2 separate regions of the Homo sapiens genome follow, and region 1 is linked to region 2. A link is a loop called in an ENCODE intact Hi-C map of the cell type or tissue named here. Cell type or tissue: transverse colon. All regions are shown on one strand. Links, peaks and the distances in the headings refer to the core of each region. The heading gives the core; the rest is flanking DNA.

Region 1 (7,913 bases), core at 3,326-5,825, 110 kb after region 2:
GACGCCAGGCACGGTGGCTCATAACTAACCCCAGGACTTTGGGAGGCCAAGGCGGGTGAATCACTTGAGGCCAAGAGTTAGAGACCAGCCTGGCCAACATGACAAAACCCGTCTTTGCTAAAAAGAAATAAACACAAAAATTATCCTGGCATGGTGGCGCCTGTCTATGATCCCAGCTCCTCGGGCGGCTGAGGCAGGAGAATCGCTTGAACTGTGGTGGTGGAGGTCGCAGTGAGTACAGATTGCGCCACTGCACTCCAGCCTGGGCAACAGAGGGAGACACTGCCTCAGAAACAGAAACAAAAACTTCAGGTTACTATGAGAAGTTTCTGGGTTGTTTTTCCTCTTGCTTGCTTCGTTGCCCTTCCTTTCCCCAGGGGAGTTTGTCTAGGAATTGTTTTGTAGATGTTTGGGATGAAAATAGGCGAGCGCGGTGCTGGTCCTCATTTCTGGGAGAACACTGCTGTGCTCAGACTTCCTGAGGTCCCAGCAACATGGAAACGCGGAAGGTGCGGCTCAGGTTCCTGTAGAGGCTCATTTGTTCTCTCTGCGTGGAGGTCAAAAATTGTTCCCCAGTGTCCTGTGTGTCCCCTGCTCAGATGCTTGACAGGTTGAAGTTGTTTATGCTTCAGAGACTAAGTTTTTCCTTCTTGAATTGTTCGTTTTTGGGTTGTGAGCATGTGAAAATGGTTTAGAAGAGCCCTTGGAGAGGAGCTGTGACTGGATCCATCTGAGGTGGATGAAAGCACCATGAAGAAATGGTGATGGGATAGCACGAACTTACAGCAGGACACACCAGCCCTGTTTTCATGCCCACATTTGTTGACTTTGGTGTTAGGTGCTGTCCTCAGCCCTTTGCACGCATGAACTCACTCTGTCCTCACAACAACACAAAGGCCTAGGTTCTGTTATAATCCCTAGTGTATACAAGGCTTGGCAAGCGAAAGTAACCTGCCCAAGGGTCACACAGCATGGGGTTGTGGAGCCTGAACTCCTATGCTTTCTCCAGCAGCACCAGCAGAAGCTGAGAAAGGGATCACTAGGCTGGGACTGCGAGGGTAGAGGTAGGGAAGGCGGGAGGATGCAGGAATGAGTGAGAGATGCTGGAGAGAGGTGTCTTGTAGTGACTGAGCCTGCCTGCTAGAATCTGTAGAACAGAGGAGGGTGCTTGAAGTTCTGGGGCCTGGCGTCTCCACAAACAAGTCCCTGCTCATGCCCCCAGGACTTGGTGTCTGCTTGTCCTCCATCCCAGGCTGTCGTGAGGTTCAAGGGGGGACATGCTTTGTGAGTTAGGAAGGTGGCACGCATGTACATGATACTGTTCTAGGAACCTGGTTGGGTCATGCCCATGACTAGAGGGTTGGGGGACTGGATGTCATGATAAAAAGTGAAGAACAGCAGGAGGGAGGGAGGGAGGGAGGAGAGGTAGAAGCTAGAGCTGCTAGGATTCCAGAAGAGCAGGGAATATAACCTCCAAGGACTCAAGGACGATAACCTTTATGTGGTTTTTGCTGGATATTCAGCCTGAAGTCCAGTATCTCGGGGAAGAATTTGGGAAGTGGGCCCCTTGCCTTGTGTGTCAGGGAAAATCAAAGCTATTAGGCAGAGGTCTGCTCTCCTCTCTGCAGACCCACCTGCTGCCACCCCCAGCCTTTCCCTGTCTCCGCCAAGTGCAAACAAAAGAGTTGACCTTCCCATTCAAGGTTAATCCCTCTGCAGATGCTTGACCACTCTCCCTCTCCAAGGGCCTTACTTTCTCACATTCTTATCTTCTCCCTTTTGTGTTATAAACAATTATATTTAATAAATAATAGTAAGATAACTGGTTGGCAGTGTCAGGGAAAGTACATTTAGACCTACAACTCTGACCATACACAAATTCCAGATGGATTAAAGAATTAAATTTTTTTTAAATTAAGCCATAGATTACTCCATACATAAAAAAACTTAAAGGAAGTAAACTTCCATATCTGGAAGGAAGACAGGTTTCAAATCAATTAAAGAGGTCACAAAGAAAGGGGATAGATTATATGCACATTTATAAAAAACTTCATATCAAGAAACAAAAGGAATTGCAAACAAGAGTCTGGGAAAAATGTGACATTATTTATTCGTAGAGTTTATGGGCCAGGCACAGTGGCTCACACCTGTAATCCCAGCGCTTTGGGAGGCCAACGCAGGTGGATTGCTGGAGGCCAGGAGTTAGAAACCAGCCTGACAAACATGGTGAAACTCCATCTGTACTAAAAATAGAAAAATTAGCCTGGTTTGTTGACACACGCCTGTAGTCCTAGCTACTGGGGAGGCTGAGACATGAGAATAGCTTAAACCCTGGAGTCGGAGGTTACAGTAAGCTGAGATTGCAACACTGGACTCCAGCCTGGGCGACAGAGCAAGACTCGGTCAAAAAAAAAAAAAAAAAAATATATATATATATATATATGAGTCAGCAAGAAAAATAAAAATAAATGGGCAAAGGACATGAGCAGACACTTCCCAGAAGAGGAGGTATGGTGGATAAACATGGAAAAATGTTCGACCTTAGAATCAAAGAAATGTAAATAAGGCCAATTTTCATTTATTAACTTGGTAAAAATAGGTTTACTCATATTGGCATGCATATGGGAGACTTCATATACACTTCTGTGCTCACCGATGGTGTAAATTGCTACTTCCCTCTTGGAAACCAGTTGGGAAATATGTGGCAGAGACCATTAAAATATTCATTTCATACTTCTGGAATATTTTTTAGGAAAAGGAACCATGCTGAAGAGAACATATGAGCAAAAAAGTGTTTTACTCATATTGACATGCATATGGGAAACTTTATATACACTTCTAGCTCACTGATGGTGTAAATTGGTACTTCCCTCTTGGAAAGTAATTGGAAAATATGTGGCAGAAACCATTAAAATATTCATACTTCTGGAATATTTTTTAGGAAAATCATCTATGCTGAAGAGAACGTATGAGCAAAACATGTTTATTATGGCATTATTTATAATGGTGAAAAAGTAACAAAGTAAATGTCCAGTAGTACAGATTAGGAAACTCAAGTGGCAATTGTGAAGCTTAGGTTATCACATGGGCAGTGCTAAGATATATGAAGAAATATCAATAACAGGAATATACCAATAAGTTGATGGATTAAATTCAGGATGTAAAATTATATTTATTGTAACTGGAATACACCTAGGGTTGTCTCGAAGTATAGTGGAAGGATAGAACCTTTGAGTTAGAAATAACTGGGCTGCATTCCTGGGTATATATTCAAAGGATTATAAATCATGCTACTATAAAGACACATGCACATGTATGTTTATTGTGGCACTATTCACAATAGCAAAGACTTGGAACCAACCCAGATGTCCATTAATAATAGACTGGATTAAGAAAATGTGGCACATATACTCCATGGACTACTGTGCAGCCATAAAAAAAGGATGAGTTCATGTCCTTTGCAGGGACATGGGTGAAGCTGGAAACCATTCTCAGCAAACTATCACAAGGACAGAAAACCAAACACCGCATATTCTCACTCATAAGTGGGAGTTGAACAATGAGAACACACGGACACGGAGGAGAACATCACACACCAGGGCCTGTCGGGGTGGGGGTCAAGGGAAGGGATAGCATTAGGACAAATACCTAATGTAAATGACGAGTTGAAGGGGGCAGCAAACCAACATGGCACATGTATACCTATGTAACAAACCTGCACGTTGTGCACATGTACCTTAGAACTTTTAAGTATAATAATAAAAAAATAATTAAAAAGAAGTATCTGATCTGACAAATTTATCGCCTGTGTGATGTAACTTAGCCCTCTGAGCCTAGTTTCTGCATCAGTATTATGCAGATGATAATACCTACCTCAGAGATTCGTTGTGAAAGTTAAGTTCTTTCTATAACTTCACCTGGCCTGGTACCTGGTACAAGGAAATTGTAACCGCCCAATGGGTTCTCCTTGCCCACTGCCTACACAGAGCTGATTTATCAAGACAGGGGAATTGCAATAGAGAAAGAGTTTAATTCACAAGGAACTGGTTGTGCGGATAAAACACAAGACCAGATGAGCCAGTTTATCAACCTAGGTACTGCCAACGGGGTGCTGCCAACCATCGAGGACAGGGTCTATAAAATATCTCAAGCACTGAACTTAGGTTTTATAATAGTGATGCCTAAGCCATAATTTCTAATCTTGTGGCTTATTTGTTAGTTTTGCAAAGGCAGTCCAGTCCTCAGGCAAGAAAGGGGCTTATTTGGGGAAAGGGCTGTTACCATCTTTGTTTCTTTTTACTTTTTTTTTTTTTTTTGACACAGGGACTCACTTTGTTATGCAGGCAGGAGTGAAGTGGCACAGTCTTGGCTCACCGTAGCTTTGAATTCCTCAGCCCCCCAAGTAACTGGGACTATAGGCATGTGCCACACATCAGGCTACTTTCTGTATTTTTAGTAGAGATGGGGTTTCACCAGTTCCAGGCTGGTCTGGAACTCCTGGGCTCAAGCAGTCTGCCCACCTCAGCCTCCCAAAGTGCTGGGATTACAAGCATGAATCACCACACCCGGCCGCGTCTGTTTCAAAGTCAGACTGTAAACCAAGTTCCTCCCAAAATTAGTTCGGCCTATGCCCAGGAATGGACAAGGACAGCTTGGAGATTAGAAGCCACATGGAGTCAGGTCAGATCTATTTCACTGTTATAATTTTCTCAGCTATAATTTTTGCAAAGTCAGCTTCAAAATCCCTCAGTAAATGGCAACTATTATAATTATTATCAGCAGCACCATAGGGAGAAGGACTGGATCAGTACATACCAAAAATCACAATAATCATATTGGGGTTGCGGATAATTTTTTTTCCGAAGTGTTGCAGTTGGAAATCCATGATGGATTTTGACCGCATGTATCTGAGCCTCTTCCCCTAGTCTCGCCCCGCTTCCGTACCCTGACTTCAGGGTTCTTTCCAGTTGCTCTGCCTGAGCTATACCATTCGTTCCCACACAGCACAGAATGTCTTCCTTGTCATGGAGGCTCTGTGCACAGTAGCGTGTTGTGAATGAGGCTGGTTGATATTATATTACACTTCTCTGAATAAAATGCCACCTTGATTTGCTCATTCTCAATCGGCAGGAGTCTTATTTCACCTCTGTAGGTCTTACTAAGTGTGTTTAGTTTTCAAAAGAAACCAGTGTTTCCCTAGTACTTAACATGGGTTTATTACATTTTTTTGACAAAAATTCAAAATTACATATATTTTGTTCTTCATTAGCAAGTCACACATTTTAAAATGGCACACTCCCTTCCTCTTCGTGTTGTTATTTGTTTATTTTAAGGACTGTTTCTGGGTAGATAAGCTCTGGGTTATTTTAAAATACATTTTACAATGGAAATGGCCTGGACTTGAACTGAAAAGGAAACATTATCTGTGTTATTTCAGACACATCAGTGATCAGTTTAGAAGATAGGATGATTTCACTAAGCTTATAATTCATCTTAAAGCTCACCTAAATAAAAGTAAGTGACTAAAATGATCTTTTTCTTCCAGGAGAGGTAGGATTAATTAATTGTATAATGTGTGGAATATTTCAGCGCTTATCTGATTCTTCCATCTTAAATCTTTGAGAGTTTTTAAAAAATTATGTGTCCATTACTGTTTATATCACATAGACATATTTTCATTTGTCTACTTAAAAATGTATTTTTAACAAAGTTTAAATAGCTGCTAGCTGTAATGTATAACTGCTGAGTTATAAGATGCTTTCCAGAATTATAAAGTCATAAACCATTGTGTGGAAACAATGAACCTTTCAGAACCAAAGAAAAGGTCAACACTATGAAAGGACTATCAAAATAATGCAAGTGTCCTATCTCTCCTTACCTGGCAGAAGCAGCATAAAGACATCAGACACTCCGTGTTTGTTCAGAGGTGGAAAAAGGCAGAAGAACAAGTTTCTTCCTAGGCAGGGGATTGTTTACTTGGCTTATTTAAATCACAGTTACTAGTCCTCACTCTTAAGTGACTGGAAAAATGGGACACGTCTTCTCCATAGTTAGCAATAGCATGTAAAAAGCAATTGTGCTTAATTCCTCATAATGTGTTTTTTTTTTAAAAAAAAAAAAAAAGGCATCTTCCCTTTGTGGCTGGCAGCAGCATTCTCATTCAGAAAAGCCGCATCTCTAAGAGCCCCAGACCCCTCACATAAATCCCCTTGTTCCTGGATGATCAAGGTCCGGCTGCTTTTTCTCGCTTTCCAATGAGATGCAGACAGACTGGGAAAGAAGGGAGTTTATTTCTGCAACTGGTGACAGGAAGATGGTGGGAGTGACTCACCAGACCAACTCAAAGTTACAAGTTTTTCTTCAGTGTTTATTTACATTCAATTCAACCTCTATGCCTGTGTGAGAGTGTGCACCTACAAGCAGGAGTGTTTCATTCAGTCTAATCTTTAGGGTCTGGGGTCTGGAAAGTCTCTAGAGCCTTGGAAAATTTTCTTTAATCTTAAGTGGCCTTGATACAAGGTATATGTGTAAGAATGCCTTCGATCAGATGTTAGGGTCTGAGAAAGTCCAGGCGAGGTCTTAATGTATTTGTTTTCACATTCCAGGCCTTGTACTCAGGCACCAGTTTCTCCAGCTTGAATGTTTAACTTATGCATTCATCAGAATTACAGGAAAGGGTTAGTGGAAACTGGCTGCTCTGGTTGCTGATGACAACCTGTTGCCACACCCTGGTGCTGGGCATTGAGGGAACCACTAGAAGAGAAGAGAATCCTGGAGGGTTAGGTCCTAAACATCTGAAAGGCAATGGTAACTTGCTGAAGGGTTTTTCCTACTCGCAGAATGACCCCGTCAGATTAGCTTTCCAGAAGAGTCATTTCAGCTGCAATGTATCAAGAGTGGTCACCTTTTGTTCCGTAATGAGACACTGAGGTGGGATTGCAGTAAGCCCCGAAACTCAAGCACTGGGATGTGTGGCTTGGCCCTTTAGAAGTTTGTGTAGGTAGCAACATTGGCCCCTGTGGAGGAAAGTGATGGGCTCGAAAGCAGGAGGAGAGGCGGTGCCTTGCAGCACTGTGCAGGGTGAGCCAAAGAGGGGCAAGCCCAGCCAGCACTCGAACCAGAGCTTTGGCACTGAAGGAATGGGGAAGTGGATGCCAAAGAGGGCGTGGTACACAAACCTGTAGAGTTTTTCCAGTTCTGTTGCTGTTTCTTTAAAATATGTGTGCATTTGGGTGAATTTACTAAGAAGCTTACATCAATTAAAATTTTGGTAACTATGCTCTTAGAAATGTTTTCTTTGTACAGCTTATCCTTTCGGTCATCCCTGTAGCAGCTGTCAGTAAAGTATTAATATTGAAATAAACATAATTAACCTTATATTATTTAGTACCATTCTAGGTTAAAGGTAAATATAGGCTGGGTGCAGTGGCTCACACTTGTAATTCCAGCACTTTGGGAGGCTGAGGTGGGAGGATCACTTGAGGTCAGGAGTTCAAGACCAGCCTGGGCAACTCTCACTACAAAAGAGTGAAAATAGGTGGGAAGGTTAGCACACACCTGCAGTCCTAACTACTCGGGAGGCTAAGGCAGGAGGATCACTTGAGCCCAGGAGTTGGAGGCTACAGTGAGTGAGCTATGATCGTGCACCAGCCTGGGTGATAGAGACCCTGTCTCAAAAGCAAAACAAAACAAAAACAAAGGTAAATACAGATTTATTTTGCTGTTGTAGTCATCTGAGCCTGCTGGCTTCTATTATAAAAATTAGTTATTAGAAACGGTGAACGTCTTCAATTTTCCTAGATGAAAAATTGGATTCCAGAGAATTTACATGCAGGCTTTATTTTGTATGGCTCTAAAAATTTGCCTTAACTTTTCAAACTTAATATATTTCCCATTCATTGAATACTTTATAT
Region 2 (7,913 bases), core at 1,831-4,330:
TGAGTACACGGAGGGGAAGGTTCCTGCAGCCATGAAACCACATGTCCCCTCCAGACATGTCCCACCTGCTCTGTGCCGACATCAGTCAGCACATGACCTTGTGGTGGAGGTGCCAGGCCTATTGTGGCAGGAAAAGGCCTGGATGAGGAGGACCCTCAGCAGCAGCCCATGTGGACTGCAGGAGGTGGGAGAGTGTGTGGGAGCTGCCCTGGGATGCTCCAGCACAGTGGGTGGGGTGAGGGCAGAATTCAGTTTAGATAAGCAAGTGATTATTGTCATGGGTCACATGATTTAACACGTTGGCAAAGCCCCAGTGAAGATGCCCATCTGCTATGAGCATGCATTTCTGGAACCTTGTAAAGGGATGGTTCACAGGGCAAGAAGTTGAAAACCCAGAACTTCTACATCAGGGTGTAAGGGAAAGAATCAAAAGGCTCAGAGAAGCACCCATGCCAGAGTGGTTGCAATATGAAAATCCAGAACAACGTCCATCCTCTGTGCTCATGGGATGACTGGAGGACTCTTGTATACCCAGCATATAAAGAAGGCCCCAGGAGAAGGCAGCAGACTATCAAGAAGCCCAGGAATGCCTGTTGCTGAAGGCCGGGGTTGGGGGTAGGAAATGCTGTTCCTGAAATGGGCTCCCAGTAGTAATGGGGATGGAAAATCCTGAAATAAGAGATCTCAAGCGGAGGCCGTCAACTGTCAGCAGGAAGGAGGGTGCAATGATGTAAATAATTAAAGAAGTCACAATGCCAGTGGGGGACCTCAGCCTTAAAAATGTATGCCCATGGCTCATAGAACAAAGGGGTCAAGGATCCAAAAGAAATGGAAACTCAACCCGGATACTGCTAGATATAAATAATTACAACAAACAAAGACAAAACGCAAGGATGGATGACCTGAAGGCTGAAAGGAGTCACCCTAGGAAATAACTGAGCTCCTTTGCCCAGCTTTGAGAACTGAGCCACATCTCAGACCCAGAGTCCATTGCTAGAAGGAGAGCCCAGAGGCCCTGGTGGGCTCCTTCAACCCCACAGCAACTGCAATGACTCCCTCAGCCTCCCCCAGAGAGCCAGATGGGCATTCACTCTGGTAACTGTATGCCATGAAATGGCAAATACCCAGACACTCCTAGTAGACACAGTGTGTGATCCAACCTCCTCCCAGGGACCTAAAGCATTAACTTGCTCCCCTATTACTCATGAGGTGCATTTAGGGCAAAGTAACAGATGGACACCTCTGTCAGGTCCAGCTTAGAGGGATGGGCTGGGTTCATAGACCCATTCGATGGTAATTTCACATTTCCTGGATTTCTACCGGGAATGGATAGTGTTTGTAGTTAATGTAGTAACTATTATAGGTTGTGCTGGTCATATGACCTCCCCTGTCACTACTTAACTCTGCTCTTGTAGCTGGGATGCAGCCATACACACCCTGTGATGAGGGGTGACGCTGGACCTACCAATACAGCTATTTGACCCTGGACTCCCTAAGATCCCAGAGGCATATGTGGTTGGAAAAGGTGCTATGTGGATTTCATGGCAATTGCCAACCGCAGAATCACAACAGGATCCCCTAGTGCTCAGAAGCAAGGCTGTGCCACTCACAGCAGTGAAATCCCCTCATTTAAAAGTGGCTCCTGCTGTGGTCCTGGGCCCCTGTGGAGATGGGCCTCCAGCTATGGGAGGGCAGTGACCACACAGCCTCAGAGCTGCCCATCACAGGGTGGGCTCCTCACCCTTTAGGTCATTAGGAATATAGGCCCCACAGTGAGAAGACACAGGTGGGTCTCCTGGGATGGGCAGGAGCAGGGCCACAGGGAACCAAGAAGCTGCACAAGCAGTTGGCCCCGATCCCCAGGACACTACATGGCTGCACCCCCTCACCCTTAGCTCACACCTGAGGCTTTAAGGAGGGTCCCTGATTGCCCTGAGGGACCTATGATGCCACCCAGCAGCAAAGGAGGGGCGCAGTAGGCCCAGAACCATAGGACCTCCATTCACATCCATCACATCCACACCACCCAGAAGCCACAGGCAGGGTAGGACACACTTGTGACTCTTCAACTTACACTACTTGGAGATGACACCCTAGGGGATGGGGCAGCAATTGCCAGGACACAGCATGTGCCCTCATCTGGGGTCAGCAACCTAGGACAGGGTCCACATCTGCTCTCCCTTTTATTTGCAGGTTACCATTGCCTGCTGTTGCTCTACAAAGGGACAGGACTTGACACACAGACAGAGAACTCACGGCCAGCAAGGACCAAAGTGCCTTCAGCCTTTCCTTTCTAGAAAGGGTTTGCTGACTCCTGTCTGCTTAGTGACTATTCTATATGACCCTGGCTCCCCAGTCGGAAGAACAGGCGGGTCTGGGACCCAAGGGCAGAAGTGGGCACCTCTACTCACCGGCGCTCCCAGGGTCATCGTGAGGGAAATGGGATTTCCCGTCCCCCCTGCATTAAGTTTTGTGGAAAGCCTGGGGTGTGTTTGCTGGGGTGTGTCCTCAGGCAAAAGGGGACAAGGTGCTAGTTGGTCGGGGGAGGTGCTAAGGGCCCCTTCATGGATGGGGAGGTGAGGGAGGCCTGTGTGGTGACAGGGGTGAGCTGAGATGGGGAGTGAAAGGATGCGACCTGGGTGGTGAAAGTGAATGGTGAGGGGAAGGGTAGCAAGTGTCTGGTGAGCCCCTGCGTGCAGGTGAGTGTCTGCAGCAAAGTGTAGGGGCGAAGTTCCAGGGCAGGGAGCCCTGGGGCTGCTGGAAGCTTTGTGTGGTGAACAGCAGGTCAGAGCAGAGCAGGGCTGTGGCTGATGGGGGAGTCTGTGATCGCGTCCCTGTGGAACTCCCCTTTACCCCTGTCCTGACCCCAGCTAGGGTTCGGGAATCTGGTTTCTCCTTCCCTAGGGCCAGTGGGGCTGCGGGTCTGCACCAGGGATCCCCGCCCTACCTTGCCCTCTGTAGCCTTTTGGTCCCTCCACCCTCCTGCAATTCCTTTTCAGCCTTCTTTGACACTCCCCCTGGACTGCGGTGCTAGCAGCAGCTGCAGGAAGCGGACTCGGCGGAAAGGAGCCCCGGAGGGGAACTGAGTGCCTTCAGCCAGGCACGTTCGGGGAGACAGCGATGTTCGGGGAGACCGCGATGTTCTGGGGGATCGCGATGTTCGGGGAGACCGCGATGTTCGGGGAGGCCGCGATGTTCGGGTAGACCGCGATGTTCTGGGGGATCGCGATGTTCGGGGAGACCGCGATGTTCGGGGAGGCCGCGATGTTCTGGGGGATCGCGATGTTCGGGGAGACCGCGATGTTCGGGGAGGCCGCGATGTTCGGGTAGACCGCGATATTCGGGGAGATCGCGCTGGTCCACCCAGAAGCCTCCTGGCCTATGGGGCAAGCAGCAGCCGCAGGAAGCGGACCCGGAGGAAAGGAGCCGCGGAGGGGAACTGAGTGCCTTCAGCCGGGCATGTTCGGCGAGATCGCGATGTTCGGGGAGATCGCAATGTTTCGGGGGATCGCAATGTACGGGGAGACGGCGATGTTCGGGGGTACCGCGATGTTCGGGGGGACCGCGATGTTCGGGGAGACCGCGTTACTCGGGGGGACGGCGATGTTCGGGGGGGATCACGATGTTCGGAGGGATCGCGATGTTGGGGTAGAACGCGATGTTCGGGGGCATCGCGCCGGTGCTACCAGAAGCCTCCTGGCCTGCGGGGCAAGCAGCAGCCGCAGGAATCAGACCCGGCGGAAAGGAGCCGCGGAGGGGAACTGAGTGCCTTCAGCCGGGCATGTTCGGCGAGATCGCGATGTTCGGTGAGATGGCAATGTTCGGGGAGATCGCGATTTTCGGGGAGACCGCGATGTTCGGGGAGATCGCGTTGCTCGGAGAGAGGGCGATGTTCGGAGAGGCCGCGATGTTCGGGGAGACCACGATGTTCGGGGAGACAGCACCGGTCCTTCCAGAAACCTCCTGGCCTGAGGGGCAAGCAGCAGCCGCAGGAAGCGGACCCGGCGGAAAGGAGCCACCGAGGGGAACTGAGTGCCTTCAGCTGGGCATGTCTGGGGAGATCACGATGTTCGGGGAGATCGCGATGTTCGGGGAGACAGCGATGTTCGGGGGCACCGCGATGTTCGGGGAGACCGCGACGTTCGGAGGGACCGCGACGTTCGGGGAGACCGCGATGTTCGTTCAGGGAGATCGCGCCGGTCCTTCCAGAAGCCTCCCCTCCTCTGAAACCCGCTGCAGTCCACAACCTCCCAGGTTTGGCCCCCGCCCTGCTTAGGCTACATCCCCGAACTCACCGACCCATCCTGCCCGGGACCAGCCAGACAGCAGGTGCAGAAGCGGGAGGCACAGAAGGAACGCGGGGCTGGCGGCCGCTGCCATTGTAGACCTGGAGCTCCGTGGACAGGAGGCGCTGATGGTTCCCTTCGAGGCTCACACCACGGCTGTTTATAAAGCTGCCCAGCCCGGCCCGCCGCGCGCAGGGATACACTGGGCGGGATCCTAGGCATGCACTTTTTTGGGGATGCTCCACCCCGTCACGCCCCGGGCTCGTCATCTGACAGCGGCCTGGCTGACGCAACTCTCCCCTCCGACCCGCCCCCGCGGCTTGGTGGCGGCGTGCGCGGGCCCCGAGCGGGCCAGGACGCCGTTCCTTCCGTTCCTTCCATGGCCCCATCAAATAATTTTTCAACACAGCATTTATCATTACCCCAGTGTAAACACTGATGCACAGGAAGATGAAGAAACTTGCATAGGAATACTCAGTGGCGGCGGTGTCTCCCTGTCACCGCCTGCGCCAGCGACACCCGCCCTCCCTCCGCCTGCAGTCGCGAAGTCCCCGCCCCTCTCCGTCCAGGGCGCAGCCGCTTCCCCATTCCGGAGCGAACCTTTTTTGCCTCTCCACTAAAAGCATGAGGTGGTCTTTGAGTATATTCTATATCCCTTTATGACTTCTGGAAAAAAAAAAAAAGAAAAGAAAGAAAGCCCTAGAGGGCTACCGTGATCAATCATGATGTGATCAGTTGTGTTTCCATGGAGAGCAGAAGCCGAGGGAAGAGTCTACGCATGCGTGGGGCTCACTTTGCTACACACCCTTCTGTGTCTAACAACACCCAAATCCGTGGCTGTATCTGCACCTCGGCTCAGTCCCTGGATGGTCCCTGCAGCCATCCTCAAAAGGGACGCCCGAGTGCATCCTCCTCTGAGTCACCATGAAACCATCTAGATCTGCGGGTAGAAGCCAGAGGGAGGTGGAGGGCCCAGTGGCTCTTGGCCGCAAGGGAGGGCTTAGCCTGCAGTAAGGACTGGGCAGAGCCCCTGAGTCCCACTTTGCCCCCAGCCACTCAGCCCATTCCCCAATGAATGAGAAAAATAGGCACAGACCTCCCACTCCACACAGTCTTCATGTGGGGAGACCTTCACCTGGTGACCATCAATCACCAGGGTCCTGAGGCTGTGGGAAAGGGGAGGAGGCCTGGACCAAGCCCAGGGCCTGACTATGCTTCAGGACAGGGACATGGGATGGCAGCCATCTCTGTGACTGAGCAGGGACACAGGAGCCAAAAGGTTCTGGCCTGATGCACTAGAGCCTCTGTCCAGGAGGGGCTACATGAAGGGTGGTCGGCAGGACAACAGTCACACGGGGGTGGGCAGTTCTCAGATTTGGGAGGGGAATAGCTTGGTGGGCCCAGGGATCTGTGTGTGAGAAAAGCCTCCCATGTACAGGGCTGGGGGCAGGAGCTCAGGTTAGTCCTAGGAGGAGGCCACTGGGAAGTCCCTGGCAGCACCACCCCTGAGGCCGGGTGACCTGGGCCAGTGACTGCGGGAACAGGAGGAAGGCAGAAGGAGGCTGGCAGGAGAGCCCCAAGCAGGACAGCCAGGTGACAGGAGGAGGGGCCTGTGTGCACACCTGGGCCCTCCTGCCTCACCCCTGCTGCAGGCATCCGGCCACTAGACTCAGGCCTGCCCAGGATGGGCATAGAAGTGGCCCAAAGGTTATTGTAATGGCCGGGATCTAGAGATCATGCATTCAGATATGGAAGTCAGCTCATATTGTGGCTGAATATTCCTGTGCAAGCTTCTTCAGCTTTCTGGGTGTGGATGTCCGCATGTGGAAAATGACAGATGCTATGAACACAGATGAAATGAGCAGATTCTACAAAGAACCCTATCCTTGCACATGCTAAGGACCCAGGGCAGGTCTCCTATTTCAGTTGTGAGCCCTGCCACCCTCCCTGAAGTCAGCAAATGCCAGGCCCACCCTGAGGAGAGCTGGAGCTCTGAGCCCAGGCCATGGCCTCTTCATGGCCCTGAGTGTGCTGTGAGGGGGTGGAAATGAAAACAAGACCCACCATCAGGATTCAGACACGTTTTTCAGACCTACAAAGGATGATTTTTCTCTCCGTCAGCTGGTGAGCCTGACATGATTTAAGGGTGGTTGGAGGCTGAGTGAACCAGTGAATGAATGAGACAGTTGTGGGAGTGAATGGGGCTCAGAGGAAAAGCACAGGTTCAGAGGGGAGCTGGAGTGGAGGTTGTAACCCCCAGGGTCCTGAGGGTGGCAGCATCGAGGTTGTAGACCTCATGGCTGGCACAAGTTGGTAATACTTTTTTTGTCTTTTTTTTTTTTTTTCTTGAGACTGAGTCTTACTCTGTTGCCCAGGCTGGAGTGAAGTGGGATGATCTCAGTTCAGTGCAACCGCCTCCTCCAGGGTTGAAGCGATTCTTTTAACTCAGCCTCCCAAGTAGCTAGGATTACAGGGCCTGCCACTGTGCCCAACTAATTTTTGCAATTTTAGTAGAGACAGGTCTCACCATGTTGGCTAGGCTGGTCTTATAAACTCCTGGCCTCAGGTGATCCACCTGCCTCAGCCTCCCATAGTGCTGGGATTACAGGTGTGAGCCACTGAAACTGGCCAAGACTTGGAAATTTGTATGCCCACCTGGGTGTCCACAAAGATTTTCCAAGGAAGAGTAACTTGGTTTTCAACCAGTCTGGGGGTGCTTCAACAGGATAGAATCTTCTAGAAAAACATAGCATAATGATGGACAGCATAATGATAGACTTCAGCTGGTTTGACTGAGCCTAGAGTGCACCAGGGCCAAACGAATCTTGCCTTTTTTTTTTTTTTTTAGACAGAGTCTCTCACTGTCGCAGGGGCTGGTGTGCAGTTGTGCAATGTCGGCTCGCTGCAACCTCCGCCTCCCAGGTTCAAGAGATCCTCCTGCCTCAGCCTCCCCAGTAGCTAGGATTACAGGTGCCAGCCAACACACCCGGCTAATTTTTTTGTATTTTTAGTAGGGACGGGGTTTCATTATGTTGGCCAGGCTGGTCTTGAACTCCTGACTTCGTGATCTGCCCGCCTCAGACTCCCAAAGTGCTGGGATTACAGGCATGAGCCACAGTACCCAGCCGAAAATCTGTGCTTTAAACAAATAAGGAACGAGTCTGAAAGTGGGAATGGAAATGGGAAAAGATAAGGGGGCCAGGAGGAAAGAGAAGGAGAAGAGAAAGGTTGGGGTCTGAAAGGGAACAAGAATCCAGACATTTCTGGACCCATGGCCTGGAGTTGCAAGTGGGCGGGGTGGGGCCACTGGAGCTGTGACAGCCTTGAGGGCCGGGGTGACTCACACAGGGACCCTCTGCTTCCTCCAAGCATATCACACCCTGGGCTCCAGGTCTCCAGTGGCACAGGTGCTGGCGCAGAGTTGGGTGTTTGCCTCCAGCCTCTACTCCTGCTACCAGGCTGGTCCGGAGTGGGTCGGATCAGTGAGTTCCAGGCTGGACCCTAAGCAGGGGTCGTGGGCCAACATGGGAGATCTTGGACTGCAGGGGTGGGGGGTCAGGAGGAAGGGAGGCTTCTGGAAGTTTCTAAAGGTCTCCCTGGAATTTAATGTGGCATTGCTAGCTGGAG

What was found. Hi-C counts contacts between places; a loop is a spot of excess contacts. Peaks named below come from ENCODE experiments on the same cell type or tissue, not always from the same donor. Only the 100,000 strongest peaks of a DNase experiment are listed, where the experiment ranks them.
Region 1: a loop joins it to region 2, with 36 times the contacts of the local background. A loop is called at or near these places in 1 of 110 quality-filtered maps.

What each region holds. Positions count from the first base shown.
Region 1 is chr6:149,853,908-149,861,820 of GRCh38, reverse strand. The region is part of intron 1 of LRP11 (LDL receptor related protein 11); the gene reads left to right. The region is part of intron 9 of RAET1E-LRP11 (RAET1E-LRP11 readthrough); the gene reads left to right. Among named protein-coding and RNA genes, the nearest start is that of RAET1E-AS1, 5.6 kb to the left of the region's middle. In transverse colon, for the core only: no CTCF peak of the experiment used is centred there; no DNase peak of the experiment used is centred there.
Region 2 is chr6:149,960,517-149,968,429 of GRCh38, reverse strand. It overlaps ULBP1 (UL16 binding protein 1), which reads right to left and starts at 4,487. Exons shown (of 5, transcript NM_025218.4): 1 at 4,296-4,487. The coding sequence starts at 4,380. RefSeq lists enhancers at 2,531-3,070, 3,612-4,151. In transverse colon, for the core only: no CTCF peak of the experiment used is centred there; no DNase peak of the experiment used is centred there; H3K4me3 peaks cover 1,349 bases; H3K27me3 peaks cover 2,500 bases.